Regions from separate parts of the Homo sapiens genome. Here regions 1 and 2 are each linked to region 3. Evidence: chromatin loops called from intact Hi-C (ENCODE). Cell type or tissue: endothelial cell of umbilical vein. All regions are shown on one strand. Region 1 holds the start of LOC124909472 (a long non-coding RNA gene). Region 2 holds the start of FGF12-AS1 (FGF12 antisense RNA 1). Region 3 overlaps FGF12 (fibroblast growth factor 12).

Evidence for each region. A loop is a pair of places that touch in the nucleus more often than their neighbours do. Peaks named below come from ENCODE experiments on the same cell type or tissue, not always from the same donor. Only the 100,000 strongest peaks of a DNase experiment are listed, where the experiment ranks them.
Region 1: it touches region 3 in a loop (20-fold over the local background); 1 of 110 quality-filtered maps calls a loop at or near these places.
Region 2: it touches region 3 in a loop (12-fold over the local background); 1 of 110 quality-filtered maps calls a loop at or near these places.

What each region holds. Positions count from the first base shown.
Region 1 is chr3:191,498,254-191,506,253 of GRCh38, forward strand. All of the region lies in intron 1 of PYDC2-AS1 (PYDC2 antisense RNA 1), which reads left to right. It overlaps LOC124909472 (a long non-coding RNA gene), which reads left to right and starts at 6,573. Exons shown (of 2, transcript XR_007096215.1): 1 at 6,573-7,164. RefSeq lists enhancers at 1,045-1,599, 1,600-2,153. In endothelial cell of umbilical vein, a CTCF peak has its summit at 4,523 (motif pointing right); no DNase peak of the experiment used is centred here.
Region 2 is chr3:192,234,601-192,242,600 of GRCh38, forward strand. The region is part of intron 4 of FGF12 (fibroblast growth factor 12); the gene reads right to left. It overlaps FGF12-AS1 (FGF12 antisense RNA 1), which reads left to right and starts at 4,030. Exons shown (of 5, transcript NR_046596.1): 1 at 4,030-4,084. In endothelial cell of umbilical vein, no CTCF peak of the experiment used is centred here; no DNase peak of the experiment used is centred here.
Region 3 is chr3:192,420,177-192,428,176 of GRCh38, forward strand. All of the region lies in intron 2 of FGF12 (fibroblast growth factor 12), which reads right to left. Among named protein-coding and RNA genes, the nearest start is that of FGF12-AS2, 91 kb to the right of the region's middle. In endothelial cell of umbilical vein, no CTCF peak of the experiment used is centred here; a DNase peak (open chromatin) is centred at 3,005; H3K27me3 peaks cover 233 bases.

The sequences.
Region 1 (8,000 bases), 920 kb before region 3:
TATCATTATACTAAGTTAGATATTTCTCCATTTTATTTATATGCCAATTGTCATTTTGAGTTTACACATTATCTCATTTATTCTATATACCATTTTTCTAAGTTAGATATTTCTCCATTTTATTTATATGCCAGTTGTCATTTTGAGAGAATAAATGGTTTACCTGTGCGCTGTTTAGATGTGAATGACCTGGAATTTGAACTCAGCTCTATAAGGCTTGAGCTTAGTTTCTGATTGGCTTACATGTGTATGTTCATTTATCAGCTACCTTCAATTATATAATGTCTTTTTATGTGATTTACACTTACATTTTATATCTCTAAAGGTTTGTAGGGTAGAAATGCCATCCTTCATAACTAAATAAATAGAATGTTCTTCTGCCAGGTATTGCTTGATGATCCTGAACTAAAATTTTAAAAGATATGAATGGTGATACTGAACTAAAATGTTAAAAAATATAAATTGCCCAGATCTCTAAATAGCTATGTGACCATAAGTAAGTCATATTTATGTTTTCTCACTCTCCAGATACTATTCTAAGTGCTTTATTTATATTAGCTCATTTCCCTCCCTCACAGCAACCTGTAAGACATTATACTATTAGCGATGCAATTTTATGATTGAGAAAACTGAGGGACAGAGCAGCTAAATGACTTGCCCAAGGCACACAATTTGTTGATGCCGTTGTCAGGATGTGAACCTAGGCAGAATGGCTCCAGGGTCCATGTTTCCAGCCACAATGCAATGCTGCCTCTTAGGTGTACTAAGTAATTATTTGACAAACTTTTATTAAATACCTACTGGATTGATGTTGTCAGGTGCAGGGAACACAGTAAAAAAATAACTGGCTTCGCCTCAGTGGGGCTCATGATTTTCTAGATACATGATACTAAAATCATGCTTCATGGAACGCCACCGGCAGCAGGACCTGGGAGCTTCTTAGAAATGAACACTCTATAGGGTCTCACCTGAGACCTACTGAATCTTACGCACATTAAAAATGGAGAAGAGCCGATTCAGGCTACTAGGACCCTAGGCTGTAGATTGCAGCTCTTTGTTCGTTTCTTTCTCTGGATTTTAGTTTCTTCACCTGTAAAAAGAAGGGGGAGTTCCTAGATAATATCTGGAGTTAAGTTCACCTCTAATCCTCCTTACGGGTATCCTCTAGGTCACATTGCAGAAAACAGCAAAGTGGAAGTGACTGAGACGATGGATGCCCATAAACTTTTGCCCAGGTGTGTGGGCTCTTGTGTGTATGATAGAGTGAGTGCCTTTTGCAATAAAGATCAAACACATTGGTGCTGGGTTTCTTTGTTTTTCCTTGTTTCTGTACGCGGCTGAAAAGATTAGATTGTGTCCCAGCAAGCTAGATATTGCCTCCAGACACTTTATACGGCTTCTGTATTTATTTAGAGAGCAGGAAGCCTAGCCCAGCTTCTGCTGTATGAGGCAGTGACGGGAGAATTTAAAAGGGCTGTTTCATTAATTTTGGAGGGAATTTATTGCGGACAAAATACTGCATTATTGATGGTTGGAAGGCAGCACTTGCCTTGTCTCTGAGGAGCTGCGTGGGAGTGCCGCCCCCGCTTGCCTGCAGCCTCCTTGGAGCTGCTGCTGCAGCCGAGGGAAACCCTTCCCAGGCGAGGAGGGAGTCATTCTGGCACAGCGCCTGCCTGCCTGCCCGGGGTGCCGAGCTGTGATGGCAGAGCCTCTTTCTGACTGTATCGCTGCAATCTCTGAACAGGAAGGACACTTAAGAGGTCACACAGCTCCGTCTCGGCAGTTCACAGATGGGGTCCTCGACATCCACAAAGGGCAAGAGATTTACTCACATATAATGGCAGAAATCAGGTAGAAATCAGGTACAGCTGCATAGCTTCATTGCTCCTGTTTATTTTTTTTGCGGAATTAAAACTCTTTTCTAAATGACAGTGGCAGGATGTGCGTGGGCAGTTTTCTATGTGTTCTTTGCACAGCACCGAACTTTGTTTCTCAAATAATGACAATAACATTATAGTTTTACAGACTTTAAATGATGTAAAAAGGAATTAATCTCTCATACATTCCTTGGAAAGATGAGGCGTTAATGGTTTCCAGCCATTTGCAACGGGTCAGGTCTGGGATAGATTTTTTAGACCTCATCGTCTTTGATGCCAACACCAATTTCGTGAGGTGGGTGTTATAATCCTCATTTGTAGAGGCCCAATACAATTAAAAAGCTTGTTCAAGGTCTCAGAGAATGTAAGCAGCAGAGGTGAATTTTTTTTTAGCCATCTTATTAACTTTTGGAAGTTCAGTTCTAGGTTTACACAATATGCTTTTGTGAAAGGTTCCAAGCTGGGTTTTTGAAGGTGGGAGAAAGGACCTTTCTGTTAGCAATGGAGGAGAGAGTGGTGACTGCTATGAAACCAAGAGATGACAATAATGTCTATGAACTAGATGAGCTTTGGAAACACAGAATTTCAGGGACCTTGAAACTCAGGCTAGAATGAAGAGTGTGGGAGATGAAAGGAATAGGCCTAGGCTATGTGAATATTAAGATAAGCAATTGCCTTAGTTCCCACTTTCCTTTGCCAGAACAGAAGCTGTCAATGCAGACTAGAAATGGGCTGAAAGAGGAATTATGGTACAATCTCTCCTATGTACAAATCACTTTCTAGCTTAAAACGGTGCCTATTTGATCATTTAGAAAGTGAGCAACTTGACTACTCTGTGACCTTACGATTCCCATGACACTTGATCTGGAAGGAATCTTAGACCCCTCTTAACTATCAAATTCAAACCCGATTTGGAATATGAGGACAGAGCCCAAAGAAGGAAGAGAATGTTGCAAAAGCTAATGGCGGAATCAAGGTGTTGCTCAATAGCCACTGTAAAGAGTTCTCTCTACCACACCATGTGGCTTTCTATTATTTATATGCATATGTGTTTGTTATAGGTTTACATACATTTGAAATGCATACACTATATATACAATGTATACATACATATTATGTGTGTGCGTATATGTGTGTGTGCCTATATATAAAAAATATATATATATGTATATATATGTTTTTTCCCTGCCTATTTTTTTCTTCAAATTGTGGAGGCTAATGACCTACCTTCAGTGCAGTGAAAACAAAATTACTGCAAATACTCTAAATGCCTAACTGTAGAAACTTTAATTAGAAAAGTTAAAAGAATTGTAGTAAATAGAGCTGTGCTTAGAGTACAGCTGTGCCTGTTCTTTCTGCTTACGGATTTTACTCAGGCAGATTTTTAAAGTTGGAGATAATTAGATTTAGGAGGTTGGAGGTCATAGAATAGGACTGGAGAGGTGTTAGCACTCAGAAATCCTAAGTGTTGTAGGAAAGGCAGCCTGAACAGAATTGCACATTAGTTAAAAACGAGTAAATTGCTGTAAGGTTATTTAGTTTTAAAACACCTAGATTGTCTGCTATATAGTGGAGGGAACATTACTATGGAGTATAATATAGATTTAGTTTTCAGTGTCTGACAGAAAAAGAAATTCAGAAGATTGAATAATATAAAAATAGAATAGAAGTAGATCCAAGGACAAAACATTACATGGAAAACATGGTAGAAGAGGAAAATTAACTGATTAAATGGGAGAAGTTACACACAAATTAGGAATCCCACAAGAGGCCAACAAATTCAAATGGCAAAATGAGATAGTTTAGAATCAGAACGTTATTCCTCAAAGTGTGGCCGTGGGTCACCCACTTTAGAATCATCTGCGAACTGGTTGAAATGCAGATTAGAGGGCTCCCACTTCAGTTCTCTGGAATCAAAGCCTGGGAATAGGGTTTGGTAACAAGTGACAAATACTCTAGTTACTTCTTATGCACACGAAAATCTGGAACCACTGGGCCACGTAATTTTACACATTGCAAATAAATAGAAAAAGAAAACATCTAGAATGGCAGTTTGCACAATTTAAGGAGTAAACTATTTGGGAATCTTAATCCAAAAATTCAGAAAACCGACTCAATAATAAGCAGCACAGTATCCATGCATTTTCCATTTTTAATTTGTAGAACAAATATTGATTGGAATACTAGATAATACACACAGTATTTATGTTGCTTTGATTTATACCCTGCTATGATAAACTATTAGACATGAATTCCCTGGCCTTTTTTCCATTTATTAAAAAAAGGAGAGTCTTGATATCTATGGAGTTATAAGAAAAGAGGTTCAAGGAAGAGAAGACGGGGATACAGAAAAGGAATACATTTTGCTTGAATATAAAACCATATTTCTTTAGGCACAGTACATACTGCCTTTATTTTATATGGCTCTGATAATTAATAGTGAAATAATTGCGCTGAGAGAAAAATATTGAAAATAAGTAGAAAAATTTTCCAAATTGAGTTGTCCATGTACATACACATATATTGTGAAGTAACTAATAGATAATGGAAAGGAAGTTAAGCGTTTGAAAAATTTCCTTTAATGAGTTCAGAAAGGTTCGCTTCTTGCTCCTTACCTTGGCAAGCAAGTTCCTTATTCTTTCACAAGGTGGTGCTGTAAATGTGACTTCCCTTGACTGGCTGAAAATAACCTTTGTTACTTTTGGAATAATTTGAAGTTTAGCTTACCGTACCCTCTTGCCAGTTAACAGTAAAGCATTTGTTAGTAACTTTCTGATCATTTGTTATTTGGCCATGAGAGAAGAGAGAATGTACAGGAAGTCATCTGGAGAAAAACATGGCATCTACTTTGATCTGAAGGTGGAGAGCAAAACCCTTACCATAGTCGCTTACGTATCCCAAAGGGACAAATCTCCAGTTACAGTTCTCACGAAAATAATAATGGGACCAAAACGCAAGAGCAGGAAATTCTCATTGTGCTTGATTTATAGCAACTAAGGCTAGTTTTTTTCCTCATTTCTCTTTCTTTTTAACTTTATTTTTAAATTTGGAATTTTATAATTTGTGCTTTGATGACTGGGTAAATTGGCGTGAGTGGCTTATCATTATTTCGATTTTTGTTCATGAATGTGTTTATATATTTTTGATGTTTAACTTCACTATCTTACCTGATTTTAAGCAATCCTCTCAGAAAGTAGTTTATCCTATTTACTTGAATAGTTTGTAGAAAAAAATTTGCTATTATGTACAGTTTTAAGGTATGATGAAATCTAGAAGGAAGTCAGAATTAATGAGATTATTGCATTAAATTATTTTCTTCCTCCACCTCTCAAATTGTTATTTTTGTTTAAATGTCTCTTTCTTTCTTCTTAATCTTGGGAAATTTTATTAGCATTGAGAATCTTTTCCTTTTGTGATGCTGGTAAGGAATGAAGAGTTAACCATTTTTATCCTACTATTGTGTTAAGATTCATATAATCCACGTGCTTCTATACCCATGTGGTTTTGTGCTCAATAGTACAGAACTGACTTTAGGAAGTGGAGTACAAATAAAAATTAACCAATGGCAGAATATTTAGAACTGGAAGAAAAATTAGAAATAACCTAATTGATTGCCATTTGTGGTACAATAAAAGTATATAGGCCGGGCGCGGTGGCTCACGCCTGTAATCCCAGCACTTTGGGAGGCCGAGGCGGGTGGATCATGAGGTCAGGAGATCGAGACCATCCTGGTTAACAAGGTGAAACCCCGTCTCTACTAAAAAAAAATACAAAAAAATTAGCCGGGCGCGGTGGCGGGCGCCTGTAGTCCCAGCTACTCGGGAGGCTGAGGCAGGAGAATGGCGTGAACCCGGGAAGCGGAGCTTGCAGTGAGCCGAGATTGCGCCACTGCAGTCCGCAGTCCGGCCTGGGCGACAGAGCGAGACTCCGTCTCAAAAAAAAAAAAAAGTATATATATTTGGTCTTTGTCCCTGGTTCCTGACACAAACCACCTACAACCAACCGTTGGAATTTTGTTTTTCATAATGAGCCCCTTTTGACCATTCCTGATTTTATGCCAACGTGGTAACACTTGCTGTGCACCTAGGTAGCTTCAGGATGCAGGCTAGTTGCCAGAAGAAAAACCATCCACCTGGTTAAAGAATTAGAACTATTAGCCCTGTCTCCAACCTCATGGAGGGGAGAAGAGCTGGAGAATTTAATAACTAATGCTTTCATCGATTATATCTATGTAATGAAACTTTTATAAAAACTTTGAAACATAGCCAGGTGCAGTGGCACATTCCTGTAGTCACAGCTACTTGAGAGGCTGAGGCAGAAAAATTGTTTGAGCACAGAAATTTGAGTTTGTAGTGCATCATGATCTTGCCTATGAATAGTCACTGCATTCCAGCCTGGGCACACAGCAAGACCTTATCTCTACACACACACACACATACACACACACACACACTCTTTACTAAGGGAGCTTCTGTGTTGCTGAACATGTCCATGTACTGGGGGAGTGGTGTACCCAGAGAAGGCACAGAAGCTCTGTATGCCCCCTCCCCCCAGTATCTTGCCCTACACACTTCTTCCATTTGACTGTTTCTGAATTGTTTCCTTTATAATAAAACAGTAATCGTAAGTATAGTGACTTCCTGAGTTCTATAAATCATTCTAGTAAATTATGGAGCCTGAAGGGGGATTGTGAAGAACCTCCAAATTTATAGTTGTTAGGCAGAAGTGCAGGTAGCCTAAAGACCTTGTTGTGACTGGCAGAAGTGGAGGCAGGCTTGCAGGACGGAACCCTTAACTTGTGGGATCTGTGTTAATTCGGGGTAGTTGATGTCAGAATTGAATTGAATTGTCAGACACCAACTAATGTTGGAGAACAAGAGAATTGGATATTGTAGGAAATCCAAACACACTTTTTCTTGTCTCCTCAATATGACGGAACGTTTAGACACAAGACATGGTAAGTGATATGCCTAATTCATGCTGCAAACCACATTAGAAGGTGATAAAACCAAAAACTTCAGGCCTTTGACTGTAAGTGCTGTGATCTTTTCTCTACACCACACTGCCTTTATACCACATATTTATTTATGTGTCAGCTTTTGATTCATGAATAGAACCCAGTCTTCTGCATGAGAGAAGAATTAGGATGGTTGGAAAATTTATAAGAAGTGGGAATTATCTGTGACTTCTAAACCACCTACAACAACAGAAGGCTGGGAGAATTAAAGGATTATTCTGCATTCCCAAATCACCAGTACATTTCCTAAGATTTTCAAAGAGACATCTGGTGAGTTCTAACTTGAAGAGAAAAAAATCTTTCTTTCTAATATAAAAAGCTAATATTTAAGAAGAGGAAACAGAACTGATAATAATGCTTTGCAATCAATGAGACTTTGCAATGTAATTTTACAAGGCCCTTGCTCATTTATTTCTAGTTTGCTATTAATAGGACCGTGAGCTTGAAAGGTGAATAAACTGAGGCTAGGGGAATGTTGTGGTCAAATAATCTACACAAGATGAAGAGCTATAAGTAGTGGACCAAGGTTGGTATCATAGGTTCTTGACTATGATACATCAATGTATACATGTATACATCAATGGTACTTTTCAGGATCACAGGAAAAGACCATTTTGCTATGATCTGTGCTACAAACATTTATTAAGGGTCAGCTCTGCACTGTACCCTGAATGATGGGGGCTAGGAAGATGAATAAAATACACCCTCAATCTTCAAGCTGTTTATTGTCTAGTACAGGTGGCAGACACATATAAATTAGAATATCCTTCAGTGTGATAATTCTGTAGTATAGGTTCACTCAGTACAAGAGGAGGATAATGAAGGTAACATTGCTTCTATTCTGACTCAAAGCCACCAGCAGCTCACACCTGAACTATTACACTTCCCTTCTTCTGTCTCTTCTTTGGTCTTGCTTTACACTGTCCATTTACCTCACAGAAGTAGGACTCATTCTTTTAAAATGCAGATTAGAACATGTCAATCCTCTGTGTAAAGTCTTCAAAAGTAATCCTTTCTATTACTGAACTTAGAATCAAATTCAATCCTCCTTTCAGGGCCAAAAATACCTTACAACCACTGACCTCTGCCGACTATTCCACCTTTCC
Region 2 (8,000 bases), 190 kb before region 3:
CTTTGTCTTCTTCCAGTTGTCAGGCGGAATGCTTCCAGCTTTTGTCCCTCCAGTATGATGCTGGCCATGGGTTTGTCAAGATGATTCTTATTATTTTGAGGTATGGTCTTTCAATGGTTAGTTTGTTGAGAGTTTTTAAAACAAAGGGATGTGATGTTGAATTTTATTAGAAGCCTTTTCTGTGTCTATTGAGATGATCATGTAATTTTTGCCTTTAGCTCTGTTTATGTGATGAATCGCATTTATTGATATTCATATGATGAGCCAATCTTACATCCCAGGACTAAAGCCTGCTTTATTGTGGTGGATTAGCTGTTTCATGTGCTGCTGGATTTGGTTTGCTGATATTTTGTTGAAGATTTTTATATCTATGTTCATCAAGGATATTAGCCTGAAGTTTTCTTTTTCCCTCGTGTCTCTGCCAGGTTTTGGTATCAGAATGATGCTGGCCTCATAGAATGAGTTAGGCAGGAGTCCCTCCTCCTTTATTTTATGGTATAATGTCAGTAAAATTGGTACCAGATCTTCTTTATACATCTGGTAAAATTTGGCTGTGAGTCCATCTGGTTCAGGGTATTTTTTAGTTTGTATGTTGTTTATTACTGATTCAATTTCAGAACTCGTTATTGGCCTGTTCAGGATTTCAATTTATTCCTGATTCAATCTTCGGAGGTTGTATGTTTTCAGGAATTTATCAATTTCTTCTAGATTTCTGGTTGTTTTTTTGAGACGGAGTCTCCCTGGGTCGCCAGGCTACAATGCAGTGGCGCAATCTTGGCTCACTGCAACCTCCACCTCCCAGGTTCAAATGATTCTCCTGCCTTAGCCTCCTGAGTAGCTCTTTCCATTTCTTTCAGGAATGACAGGTGCATGCCACCACACCCAGCTAATTTTTGTGTTTTTAGCAGAGATGGGGTTTCACCATGTTGGCCAGGATGGTCTCGATCTCTTGACCTTGTGATCTGCTTGCCTCAGCCTCCCAAAGTGCTGGGATTACAGGCGTGAGCCACTGCACTTGGCCTCTTCTAGGTGTTTTAGTTGGTGTGCAGAGAGGTGTTCATAATAGTCTCCGGGGAATTTTTGTACCTCTGTGGGGTCAGTAGTAATGTCACCTTTGTCATTTCTGATTGTGTTTATTTGGATATTCTTTCATTTTTATTAATCTACCAAGTGGTCTATCAATCTTACTTATCCATTCAAAGAACCAGCTTTTGGGCTTGTTCATCTTTTATATGAATTTTCATGTCTTAATTTCATTCAGTTCATCTCTGATTTTGGATATTTCTTTTCTTCTGCTAGCTTTGGGGTTGGGTTACTCTTGTGTTTCTAACTCCTCTAGTTGTAATGTTAGGTTGTTAATTTCAGATCTTTCTAACTGCTTGATGTAGGCATTTCATGCTATAAACTTTCCTCTTAGCACTTCTTTAGCTATGTCCCAGAGATTCTGTTTGTTGTATCTCTATTTTCATCAGTTTCAAAGAAATTTTTGATGTCTGCCTTAATTGCATTCTTCACACAAAAGTCATTCAGGGGCAGGTTGTTTAATTTCCATGTAATTGTATGGTTTTGAGAGATTTTCTTGGTATTGATTTCTATTCTTATTTTGCTGTGTTCTGAGAGTGTAGCTTGTATGATGTCATTTTTTTTTGAATTTATAGAGAATTGCTATATGGCCAAGCATGTGGCCAGTCTAAGTGTAAGCGCCATGTGCTGATGAGAATAATGTACATTCTGTTGTTGTTAGATACAGTATTCTCTAGATGTCTCCGAATTCCATTTGATAAGTGTGGAGTTTACATTTGATATATCTTTGTTAGCTTTCTGCCTTCATGATCTGTCTAATACTGTCACTCGGGTGTTGAAGTCTGCCACTATTATTGTTTGATTATCTAAGTCTCTTTATAGGTCTGCAGGAACTTTTATGAATCTTAGTGTTCCAGTGTTGGGTGCATACATATTTAGTATAGTTTTCATGTTGAATTGAACCCTTTATCATTATGAAATTCCCTTATTTGTCCCTTTTGATCACTGTTGGCTTAAAGTCTGTTTTATCTGAAATAATAATAGCCACACCTGCTCTTTCTTGCTCTCCCTTTGCTTGATCTTTCTCCATCCCTTTACTTTGAGCATATGGATGTCATTGCATGTGAGATGGATCTACAGTTGGGTCTTGCTTTTTTATACAACATGACACTCTGTGTCTTTTAAGTAGGGGCATTTAGTACCTTTACATTCAAGGCTAATATTGATATGTGAGGATTTGATCCTGTCCTCATGTTGTTAGCTGGTTATTATGTAGACTTAATTGTATAGTTACTTTATAGTGTCAGTGGGCTATGTACATATGTGTGTTTTTGTGGTGGCAGGTAATCATCTCCTGTGTTTATATTTAGCACTCTTTTAAGAATCTCTTATAAGGCAAGTCTGGTGGTAACAAATTCCCTTAGTGTTTGCTTGTCTGAAAAAGATTTTATTTCTCCTCCATTTAAGAAGTTTGGTTTGTCTGAATATGAAATTATTGGCTGAAATTTCTTTTCTTTAAAGATGCTGAATATAGGACCCTGATCTCTTCTGGCTCATAAGGGTTCTGCTGAAAAGTGCACTATAGCCTGGCGGAGTTCCCTTTGTACATAACCTGCCCCTTATTTCTAGCTGTCTTTAAGATTTTTTTCTTCCACATTGGTTTCGAAGAATCTGATGACTACGTGTCTTGGGGATGGTCATCTTGTATAGTATTTTGCAGGGGTTCTCTGAATTTCCTGAATTTGCATGTTGATCACTCCAGCAAGGTTGGGGAAATTTTCATGACCAATATTCTCAAATATGTTTTCCAAGTTGCTTGTTCTCTTTCCATCTCTTTCAGGAATGACAACGAGTTACAGGTTTGGTCTCCTTACATAATCTCATATTTCTCAGAGCTTTTGTTCATTTTTCAAATTCTTTTTTATTTTTGTCTGCCTGCATTGATTCCAAAAAACAGTCTTCGAGTTCTGAGACTTTTTTCCCTCAGTTTGATCTATTCAGTTATTAATGCCTCCAATTGCATTATAAAATTTCTGGAGTCAATTTTTCATCTCCAGACATTCAGTTTGTTTCTTTCTTAAAATGGATGTGTACTCTTTCAACTCTTGGACTGTTTCACCGTGTTCTTGGGATTGGGTTTCAACCTTCTCCTGTAACTATATGTGGTTCCTTGTCATTCAGCTCCTGAATTCTGTATCTGTAATTTCAGCAATTTCATTCTGGTTAAGAACCATTGCTGGGGAGCAAGTTGTAGTCATTTAGACTCAAGAAGACACTCTGGCTTTAAGAATCATTAGAGTTCTTGCACTAGTTCTTATCTGTGTGGACTGATGCTCCTTTGGTATTTGAAGCTGCTGTCTTTTGGATGGGGCTTTTTGCTTTTCTATTATTTGATGCTCTTGAGGTTTTGACTATGGTATAAATTGGGTTTCATGGATTGGTTTCAATTCTGAATGCTTTTCTGGAGCCAAAGCTCACCTCAGCACTCTTGGGCTGCATGCTGTAATCCTGGGGGATGGGGGATTAGTCCTGTGGCTTTGCTCTCTGGCCCCTTGAGATTAAGCACCTGCTGTGCTGGAGGTGCTGAGGTGTTCCCAGTTCACTTGCAACAACACTCTGGCAGGGGCTGCTGGCAAAATTGCTCCAGTGGGGCAGTGGGAGTCTCCACACACATGTGCACCAATGGAGGAGGCTGCAGGCGAGTACGCATCAGTAGGGGGAGGCTGAGGGTGGGTGTGCACTGGCAGGGAAAGACTATGGGCAGGTATGCACTGACAGGGGGAGGATGCAAGCAGGTACGTGCTGGCAGGGGAGGTCATGGTTGGAGTGTGCCAGCAGGGGGAGACAATGGGTGGATGCATAATGGTAGGGGTCCACCAGGTCGTTTTCTTACTCCAAGTTTCAGTTTTGTTAACCTGTACTATAAAATGACTGAACTGTAATTTTTAAAGTTTTCTTAAGCAGAAAGACTTCAATTATTTTATTTGATGTGCCACTGGACAGACTTGTAAATGGAAGCTCAAGGAATTCAGTGAGTTGTCTCTGGAAAAGAGCAGAGCAGGTAATCCCAGGCTTTTGTGTTACATGTATATTGCTCTTTCCATCATCTTATGGCTGCTTCAAAGGTTCCTCACAGGTCCAAAGTTTACTCTAACTCAGTGAATTCCTTTGGTCATTCCACATGTAATCCTCCTGGAGCACATTATCAATGGCAATCTTTGGACAGTGCTAGGCCTATCAATGGTGAACCTGGGATGGCTGAAGCTCATGCTGAGTCAAGTCTATACTAATCTAATTCTCCCAAATGTGATGGGAAGTGCATTTTCCACAAACAGTACTCATCTTGGAAAGTAGACCAGCATCCTAATAAAAGCAGAGATTTTAGTGTAATACAGGTTAACATTCCAATCCCACAGAATGGGCTTGCTTAGTGTATAACTTTTCCTAGTCTTCATACTTACGAAAAGACATGAGGTCTATGTGTAACATGTAGAAGTGTACATGGCCCAAAATATAAATTGAGCCCAAAAAATATCTGCAGGATACATAAAAAGCTAGCTCTTTTCTATTCTCTATTTGGTTTGCATACAAATGGTAGCATCCATGCACTTTAATGTTATTCAAAATGAACAATAGAAAAATCCATGGAAACTTGTCCATTTTGTTTGCATTGATGTTTCCAGAACTACTGATTTTGATAGATTTGTTTTTCCATTAAAGAAGTAGGAACAAATCCCTGATCTCTTACACTGAATTGTGGTGAACAGAGTAAGATGGGAAATTGCTCTTTTAATACCAAATTGGGACAAAGCCGTTAATTATGTGAAGCTTATTCTAACAATAGCTCTTCAAGTGTGTGATGGACCAGGGGCCCCCAACTCCTGGGCCACAGACTGGTACTGGTCTGTGGCCTGTTAGGAACTGGTCACACAGCAAGAGGTGAGCAGCGGGTGAGTGAGCACTACTGCCTGAGCTCTGCCTCTTCCTGTCAGATCAGCAGTGGCATTAGATTCTCATAGGAGCATGAACCCTATTGTGAACTGTGCATATGAGGGATCTAGGCTGAGCGCTGTTGGTGAGAATCTAACCAATGCCTGTAAATCTGAGATGAAACAGTTTCATCTGGAAACCATCTCCAACCCCCAACTAGTCTGTGGAAAAATTGCGTTCCAAGAAACTGGTTTCTGGTGCCAAGAAGGTTGGGGACTGTTGTGATAGACTACTAATCCTGCTAATGGGGTAACCCAAGTCACAACTAAGTTTAAGGTTGGAAAGCCCCAGTAAATATCTGAGGTCTTAGTGAAACAGGGTAAGATGAAAGGTGAGAAAAAGTTGTATTAGACACTATGGGTGCAGGGGGGAAGATCCCAGAAATAATAGTCTTTGAATGAAAGTCCAAGATATGACCTTCTTGGTAGAGAAAAACTCAACCAGGAAAGTTGTCTTATACATTTTTCATAGATGTTGTGCATGTTGAATCCCCACCCTTATGGTAATCCATTAGTATGCTGAAGGCTCAGAGGAAATAGTACAAAACAGATGCATTCATGCTTCATTTTTCCATATGTTTGTTATTCAACACCACACGATGACTGATAGATCCCATATCTAATTACCATATACTGGAGAGCTTTCTGGATTTTTCCAGCCCAGCAGTGACAATAATTGCCATTCAAGAAAAGATAAATCAATGTTATAATAATAATACAATGACTTATCTGATTTCCCCTGTTATTTTTTTTGGAATATCAACTTTTCACTGAATTTAAGATGATTTTCTGATAAAATTATTATTTTTTTGCTCTGAAAACCAATATAAATATGTTTATCTGCTACAATAAGAATGATAACATGCAACAATAAATGTAAACTTAGCTGTTATATGCAAAAGATTTTGCTAGTTGCAAGAAATAAAAAGACATCAGAAGTAGTTGTTGACTTCAAACTGCTCAGAATCTGGTAAAATAGATGACCTAGTGCACAGTGATTATCTCACCCAATGTCCCATTATCACCCAGCTGTATTCTGTTCCTTTTCCAGTCCTCATGCTCTAATTATTTAAGACTCAGCTTAAATCCTATAAATATCTTGGTCTGATATTTTGTCAGAAGACATATCTCCCCCCAATTTCTCAGAGGTCTTTATCTCTACTTTGTATGTTATTTGTAATTTTTTATTTTATGATACTATCATGCTTTTCACCATAACAAAGCAAAGCCTCTATTTTTTCTTAAGTTGTATCTTATTAAAGCAACTAACCTAAAGGGTAAGGAAAGGACTTCTTTGAGCTTTCAGGAAATAAGAACAAGCCAATTACGAGGAGGGAAAAAATAAAGCTGACCTTAGATATCTACACAGCAACATTTAATTCTAGAATACAGTGAATCAATGCCCACAAAATATTCAAGGAAAGAAAAATATAATCCAAGTCTTTAATATCTAGCCACAGTGTTCAAGTACAAATACAAACAAAACCCAATTTTTAACATGTAAGAATTCAGGGAATACTATTCCCATGAGTTCTTGCTGAAGAAGAATTTCACTGAACAGAAAGATATTTTTGGAAAGACTATATAAAAAGATTAGTACTGAAATTTGAATCTATACATTTGTTGAACAATGATTTAAACATATGCAAGGATTAAGGTGACAGAAGAGAATGTAAATGTTAAATGACTGGGTGGGAGAGTGATAAGTATGGTAATTTTCTCACTTATAATACCAGGAGTTAAAGGATATTTTCAATACTTCAAAATAAGTAATGTGAATATAAATGTATTTAATATCTCAAAGGAAAACACTACAAAGATTATGTAATTAACCGAAATCAAGGGGATAAGAGGAAAAAGCAGTATAAAGAAAAACAAACATACTAATTCCATCACTGATTATAGTGGAGAATCAAAAACAGTTTGAAGAAACAGGGGATTTAGGGTATAAAAATTATATTAGATCAAGAATACCAACTTTCTAATGAGCAGAAGCAGCACTCTCTCTCTCTCCAAAGTAGGTAAAAAGGAAATACAAAAAGCTTTAAAGATGGGAAAGGATAACATGAAATTCTATGCTAGAATTAAAATTAAATACATCTCCCCTATTGATAGTTCCATGAGGGAAAGGATGTCTGCTTGTTCTGTCCATTGCTGTGTCCCGAGCACCTGGAACATTGCCTGGCTCATGACTGCAGGCAAAAATTTCTTTAAGGAATGAAATTCATACGGCTAAATTCACATAATAAAGAAAAAGGCTTTCAAGTTACTTCAAATAACAAAACCAACTGTTCTTGAGTATATCTTCAATCAAAAAAGAGATCAAGACCAAAATTACAAGACTTTTAGAGACAAATAATAAAAATACGTTGCATCAGTATTTATGGGGTACAGCTGAGGCAGTGTTCAGAAAAACAAATCACTGCATTAAATATTTATGTAAGGGAACAAGTAAAAAGAAAAACACATTAAGCATTCATATTCAGAAATTAGTTAAAAATCATGAAACCTAAGGAAAGTAGAAGGAAGAATATTGCAATGATTAAAATAAATTGATGAATTAGAAACAAAAGAGTAGGACTAGTAAATAAATACAAAAGTAGGTTCTTTGAAAAAATATAATAATATAAATAAGTTTTAGCTGCCAGGATATTTCCACTTCGGTACTTAAGGAAGATAATTTTTGTTGTGGGAGCTGTCCTGTTCATTATGGGATGAGCAGCATCCCTAGCCAGATGCCAGTAGCCCTCCCCTTCCTAGTTCTAGCAACCAAAAGTGTTTATGAACATTGCCAATTTTCCCCTTGGGGGTATCAAAATTGTTCCAATTGAGAACCAAATTGTTCCAGTTGAGAACCACTGAAGTAGCCCAGTCAAAAAGGAAAGGAAGAAGCACAAACACCCAATATAAGAAATAATAAGCAAGTAATGATCAGTCAGGGAAAATTTTAAAAATCAAAGGCTATTTTAATAAACTCTACAAATTAAT
Region 3 (8,000 bases):
AGCACAGAACCAAAGGAAAATGGTCGGGGGTGGAAATCGTGCTATTAGGAGCTCTGCTATGGTTCCCTCACATCAGGCCTTCTGCAGGTTAAGTGTTAGGCTCATATTAGAGAGTGTGAAAAGGAAATACTTACTTTAAGTTGCAGTCATGGTTATTTCCCACGAGATCTACCAATTCCACTAAAAGTAATCACAGAGAAATCTGGAGACTCAATGATGTAGTTCAGATGTTAATCCCCTCCAACTCTTATGTTGAAATATGATCACCAATGTTGGAGGTGGGACCTGGTGGGAGGTGTTTGGGTCATGGGAGCAGATTCCTCATAAATGGCTTGGTGCCCTCTCCACGGTAATGAGTGAGTTCTCACTCTGTTAGTTCATGTGAGAGTTAATTGTTAAAAACAGTCTGGGGTGTACCCCCTCTCTCTCTTGCTCCCTCTCTAGCCATGTGGCACTAGCTGTTCCCCCTTCGCCTTCTGCTGTGAGTGAAAGCTTCTTGAAGCTCTCACCAGAGACAGATGCTGGTGCCATGCTTCTTATACAATCTACAGAATCACAAGCCAAATAAACCTCTTTTCTTTATAAATGCCCAACCTCAGGTATTTGTTTTTAGCAACATCAAATGGGCTGCTACACTTAATTATTGGCAAAAAGAAAGAAATACGTAAATCTCAGTACACACTCACAGCTCATCATATAGTATCTTTGATTTCATTTGTCAGGAAGAAAAACAAGAATCACAATTTGGAAAAACTCAAAACCAATTGGAGAAAACTGACTACAAATTGGAAAAAAAAAGTCTTACAAAATGTTTTATCAATAAAATGCTACAAAACACAATGAAGGGGGTGGAGAGATATTCGACGAGAATCGACAGTGGCCACTACATGCATGAAGTTAGGAGCTTTAAAAGGCAACCATCCCATTTCCTGCTTGACAATGTTTAACTGACTCCATGCACAGTATTATCTTTAAAATTAGAAAGTAAGCATGTGTTCCACCAGTAGGTGAGAAAGTTGTGTGACCATAGAAAGGTCACTTAACCTCTGTACATCAATTTACTCATCCATAAAATGAGAAATTGTTAAAAGAATAACTGATGATCTTTATGATTTAAGTCCTTTAATGAAGATTACTTTTGGAAGGGTTCTGGAACCATGTGTGACACTCAGTTTTAGAGAGTCTAAACAATAAGAAAAAAAAGTATATAGTCTAGAGTACCCAAATATTTTCAATGTGACTGCTTACTTGAAAAAAAAAAAATGGCTTTAGTAGCTGTAGCAAAGATTGTCAGCATGGAACACTATGCAGCCATAAAAAAGGATGAGTTCATGTCCTTTGGAGGGACATGGATGAAGCTGGAAAGCATCATTCTCAGCAAACTATCACAAGAACAGAAAACCAAACACCACATGTTCTCACTTATGAGTGGGAGTTGAACAATAAGAAAACATGGACATAGAGAGGGGAACATCACACATCAGGACCTGTCAGGGGATGGAGGGCCAGGGGAAGGATAGCATCAGGAGAAATACCTAATGTAGGTGACGGGTTGATGGGTGCAGCAAACCACCATGGCATGTGTATACCTATGTAACAAACCTGCACATTCTGCACATGTACCCCAGAACTTAAAGTATAATAAAAAAAAAAAGAGTAAATGACTCATCTCAACGAAACTCTCTTGAAGCTGCTAAGTTCTCCCAATTTTAGTTCAAACTGAATTCCTCTATCTCTGAATAAGTGGTGGTGGTGGTGAAGGAAAGAAATATGAAGATGTCTATTAACTGGGGAGATGGCCCAAAACAACATAAAGCTGTCCCTGTCATAGTTGGACTTCAAAGGTTTTTGCTTTAGTTTATTTTTTTTTGGCTTTTGGTATTTTTTTTTCCTGTGTACAATTTCTATATAGATAAGAAATCTTAGATAACTGTTGGTGAACAGTTTTGTAATAATTTGGATAAAAGACAGAGATAATTCTATAGTGAGGAGAGTCAACAGAGGAAATACATTCTAATGGATTTGTTTCTAGCCTGAGCTGAATTTTTATTCTGATGTTACTTACTCAGTACGGAACTTTGAACAAATTATTCCTCTTTTTTGGTCTCTATTTCCTTATTCTTAAAATGAGATTAACCAGATGATTGCTAAGGTCTCTTTCTACTCTAAAATTCTATGACTCTAAATATAGTGCTCACCGACATCATATTACTTAAACAAAACAAAGTAGGAAGCATTTTCTGTCATCTTCCAAAGTAACTTCAGAGTAGTTAACTAAAGTGAAAAGAGCATTGGTTATCCTTCTTTCCCCAGGCCATTGGCTAGATTCCCTCAGTCCCCAGAAGAACTAAACCTGACTCATTAATCTTGTGCCACAAAGCCCTTCTCTATAACTCTGGATAAAGGCAATATTATTTAAAGCTAACATTTTTCAAGTGCTTATCATTTACCAGGAACTGGTCTAAGCACTTTATATGTATCAACTTATTATCACAACCACCCTATTAAATGGGTATTATTGTCAACACGTAAACAGAGGAACAAAAAAAAGTAACTTGGCTAAGGTTATACAGCTGTCAAAGGGAATGACCATGATTTGAACTCAGCAAGTTTGGGTTCAGCCTCTTAGTAATTGATGAATCACATTTCAGTTATGTGGTCCCAGTGTAGTAGGAGAGGAAGGGTGCTAGTTCTGGTGCTAGTGATGGCTATGATAGCTCTTCTTTTTTGTTCTATATGCAAAGAAAACATGTGGCTGGGCAGGGTGGGAAAACCTGATGTGAAGAATGCTCTCAGCTATAAGAGTTGGGAGCAAGCCCATGCTTTCCCCTTCCAAATACCGGAAAATCTTCTAAGTAAGCCTTGATATGACAGCTCCGTGAGTTTATAATCCTAACTGAGCCCTGTAATAGCATAGCATCTCACTTCTACTTCCTTGAAAATTGTGGGTAAGACTTAATCCTGCTTCTGAAGCAGAATCAGGCCTAAATGTGTGGCTCACTAATTTTCTTTTTTGTTAGAGAGCCCCCTGTTGCATAATTTGTGTAATTAAAGTATGTATAGCTTTGCTAAGCAATTCTCCTAGAGCCACTAAAATGTGTGAGTGTTTTAGAAATTATATTGGCATAAAATACCAACCTCTGATTTTCTTTTTGGAGTGTTCCATCTTAGGGAGCCATTTTATAAGTATGTATCTAGAAGAGCGACTTAACACAGCATTAAGTCGCTAAATTCTCGGGTTTTTCATTCTAATGTATAACTGCTGTTAGCTTATTGAGAGAGCCTGGGCAAACAGCTTAAACTTTTTGTTTCTTAAGATCATTTCCAAAATGAATACAACAGACTCTCATGACAAAGATTTACGTGCAAAGATTTAGATATGGAATCACCACATACAATACTTGGAATGGAAAGAACTTTAAGAATTATTCAGGCTTATGCCCTCATTTTAAAGATTATGAAATTGAAGACCAAGAAAGGTGCAACATGCTTTAGGTCACACAGTTCTTGGTAGCTTAAGCAGAAACACAGCCTAGGCCTCCTGATTCTACGATCAGTGGTTTCTCTGGTATAAGGTTTAATTTTTCTATTAAAGACTATATTTTAGGCTTTTTAAAAAAGTTCTAACAAAAGCTAGTAGGTACAAAATGACACAGTTTATAGAAGCTTCCCATTCAAGCCTCACAACCACTCAGTAAGACAGTTACTAGTTATTATCAACACTCACTATATGCCTAATTTATAGATGCATAAAGAGAAGCTCAGGCTGCTGAGGAAGTGGTCCAAGGTCACACTAGCATTCTAGCTCTGATCTCCGAAATTTGAAATTTATTTTCTTCTTCGGACCTTTTCTTCACCCCGCCCTCTTTAAATTTGTTTCACGTCAGATCAAATGAATTATAAAGTCTTCAAAAAAAAAAAGACTATTAATGCTTTCCCCAAAACGTCCCCAGTTAGCATATAAGCTAAGCATTTCTTCACTGGCCACTTCCCCAGATCCTGTTCATCTGACATCTATTTTCAAATAAAACAGGATTCCTTAGAACAGTAGGAATTTCTCACACTGGTTTATTGCATAGGAAAAGAGAGTCATAATTCTTTTTGTAACCATAGAAGTATCATCAAAATACAGAATTATTTGTAATGCTAATGAGAATTTTCTTCACCAGGTAGTGCTGTTTGCAAAACATCTGGTGCACCATGCCAAAAATACATAGGAGCTGAAAGGCAGGATGCAAACTTTGCCTCAGGATCTTCTCCACCAGGTAATTTCAAGACAGGCATTGCCTTTAATATATGTGTTAGATGTTGCAGCATCTGATAGTCACATAACTAATTTCTTTAATTAGTTCACCCCTTGTGCATCTTGGCTTCAAGGATTCAATTAAACACAAAACTTGCAACTCAGTGCTAGAGTATTCATTAACCTGCAAGTTATCTTTTAAAACAACTATAGTCTAGGGAAAATTTCATGAAGATATGAATTTGCCCTTGTCCTGAATATATATAATTTGAATCACATGCCACAGGAGGAGAGTCTATAAACAACGTTTATTCTTAGCAATGATTCACCGTACACACAGAGAGACACACACACAAACACACACACGTATCTTTACATCTTACCAATTTCTTTGTTTACCTATAATAAAACTTTGCAATAGGCCATGTTTTTTATCCCTTCACCAGTCTTCTTGCCTCAGCATTTTATAATTTTATGCATATACAATATACATATGTTTATAAAATATGATACATCCTACATACAAGATGCATACAAGGTGAGTTGTCATGCATACACATATTTGTTGTTTTATATGTATACTGCATATATGTGTGTATAAAATTTTAAAATGCTAAGGTAAGAACTGGTGAAGGAGAGGAAGAAAAGCGGTCTCCTGCCAACTTTTTCTACCAAAGCATTTATGTGCTTTTCCTTTTACATCCATCCCTCAGTCATTGGGCACTTACCACATGCCAAACTGCTTATCACATGGGAGACATAAAGAAATAAAACATAATTTCTCTCCTTAGAACGTACTGTCTAGTGGATGGACCTGATATTTTATGTAATAGCAGAATGAAGCAAACACAAATGAAAGGTGGGCTCTGTGCTGGGATGTTCAGGAGAGAAGGACACTCTTCTCAATTACAAGGGTCCTTACAAGGTTTCACCATGGAGTGACATGAGAACTGCCCACTTAAGGAAAAGTGGGATGCAGTCTCCCAGGAATAAGTCTGAGAAAGGCCTTCTAAACAGACAGGAAAGGAAAAGCACAAAGGTGTCAAACATCAAGGTTATGTCAGGCTGTGGAAGTCCTCCAGGGCAGCGATCCTATGTGTCTACTATCATTTCTCATATGTCAAACTCATGATTAATAAAATTAAATCAATCAAACAAAACAATAAATGAATGAACAGTGTTTGGAGAGTGTTACCAGCTTATTGGGTCAAGAAAATAAGATATATGGAGATATATGATAGAAATCATAATAAATCACTAGCGAATAGAATGCATTGCTGTGGAATTTGTGCCTCATCCTAAAGGCAACAGAGAGCTATTGAAAGTTTTTTAAGAGAACTGTGATAGAATTTAATCTATAAAGTCATGTACTATTGTAGCTTTTAATGAAAATAATTGGTTTAAATGTGGTACAACAGAGTAGTAATCAGATTCATTCATTACATTAAAATTAAATAGTATTAAACTAAATTTCAATACATTAAAATTACATGGGGATGGAACTGTCTTACTACAACTTTCTTAAATGGATATAAATAGCACTTGAGACAAAGCTCCAAGAGATCAAGTTCATAGGTGTTACACTTACTCTCACCAAGTTTATAGCTCTTTACAAATGTTATTGAAAAGTTATCTGTTTTCATAAGTAGAAAAACACATATAAATATCCACAAACTCTCCCACGGCTATACATAACACACAGCATGGACTAGTAGTGTAAGACCTGGATTTGGTGTTGTTATTACCATTAACTTGGTCTAAGATCCTGGGCTTTTCCTCCCCTTGCTAGGCTCCAGTTCCCTAATCTATAAAAGGAGGGGGGAAATGGTGCCCTCCATGGTCTGCTTTAGCTCTGATAGTCTGTGATTCCAATGTGGTCTCTGGAATGGCCTCTGTTAGTTTCCACACTTAGCACAGCAGAGGGCTAGGGAGTGATGAGCCTCATAGTATTGTCAGAGGGAAAAATATCACATCCTTTTCTTTACTCACCTAAAATTGAACAAATACAGGTATAAAGTGAAAAATGAGGCAGGAAGCTACAAGGGAACATTGCATTATGTTTAATGCTACTTTTGAAAATATATTAGGCTTCAAATTTGGAAATCTGTGTAGCTCTTCAAACAGATGTTATATTTTACCCCAGAGATGACCCCATTTTAGATGATGGCAATCCAGTATGTATAATAATATTCTTCATCAACTTCCTAAATTACTTGAGAGTTGTAGGAGATAAAAAGTGTAATACAAAAGAAAGATGGTGACATCCCAGTAACTATATTAAGAGCTAGAGAGACTGTGAGCACATTTACTTTTATCCTTAGCTATGTTTGAAAGAGAGACACTTACATAAGTAGTATCAGGATTTAAAAGAACCAAATGTCTCAAGAGTAGAAGAGTATTTGACTTGTAACCAAAATCTTGATTTTAAATTTTAATTATTTAAGTAAATAACGGTAGAAACGTAGGTTAATTACTAATTTACTGTCTCTTAGTTTGGTAGTCATCTTTGAAACGGAAATAAAAATACTTACTGATACGATTATTTTGAGGTATACAAAAATACATTATAGTAATTACTTGGCATGGTTTATGGCACGCAGTATGTGCTGAATAAATGCTAGCTTTTTTTCCTGGGACTTTTCAATAACGTTTGTAGAGCACTATAAGAGTAGAAGAGTGTAGGCTGGGCATGGTGGCTCACACCTGTAATCCCAGCACTTTGGGAGGCAGAGGCGGGTAGATCACGAGGTCAGGAGTTCGAGACCAGCCTGACCAACATGGTGAAACCCCGTCTCTACTAAAAATACAAAAATTAGCCGGATGTGGTGGCAAGCGCCCATAATCCCAGCTACTCAGGAGGCTGAGGCAAGAGAATCGCTTGAACCCAGGAGGCAGAGGTTGCAGTGAGCTGAGACTGCCATTGCACTTCAGCCTGGGCGACAGAGCAGGACTCCGTCTCTGAAAAAAAAAAAAAAAGAGTAGAAGTAGAAGAGTGTAAGTTGTTTAACACTTTCTCATGATGTACGTAGTAGTGCCAAACATACTCTAGGTTCTCAATGAACATAAAACACAGATGAATTTTTAAATTAGCATGAACACTTTGACATGTGATTTGCATTATCTGGATAGGACAATCTGACGTTAATTCTAATCAATATGGTAGGCATTTATTTCATTTAGTAAATAAATACAAATAGCAGTAGAGTGGTTCTCACATCATTTCATTTAGTGCCCAGTAGTATGTGTTTCTGGAAAGATGTGTAAAGAGACAATTTTTTCAAGAGCAGATACTGAGAGGCTCTTGAAGTGCATTCCCTGGTACCATTCTGAGAGAGCATCAATGTCACTAAGACTTGGCAGCAGGGAGCAGCACTCATCTGTGTGACTTCCAAGAAACACAGAGACAGCCACTTACTGCAGCCACCAGCAGAGAAGTAGGTATGGGGGACACAGCCTCTTCTCATGCCTGCTGGCATCTGAAACAATATCCCTCTTGATTTTGTGTTTGCTTAGATCAGAGTGCAGACTCAAGGCACTCACATAACCTGCCACTGAGAATGTCTTAGAACTTCAACTGTGCTTTGCCAACCAAAGCCAAAGGATGTTAATATTGTGTAGCAAGTTGGGTCAGGTAGAAAATGCTTTTCTTATTCAAGCCCTTCAAGATCTTTCTCAATTGCAACTTTCTTGTGGTCTCCTAACAGGATCCCCCTCCGCCACCCAAGTCTGAATGTCAAAAGCACTTTCTGGTTTTGCC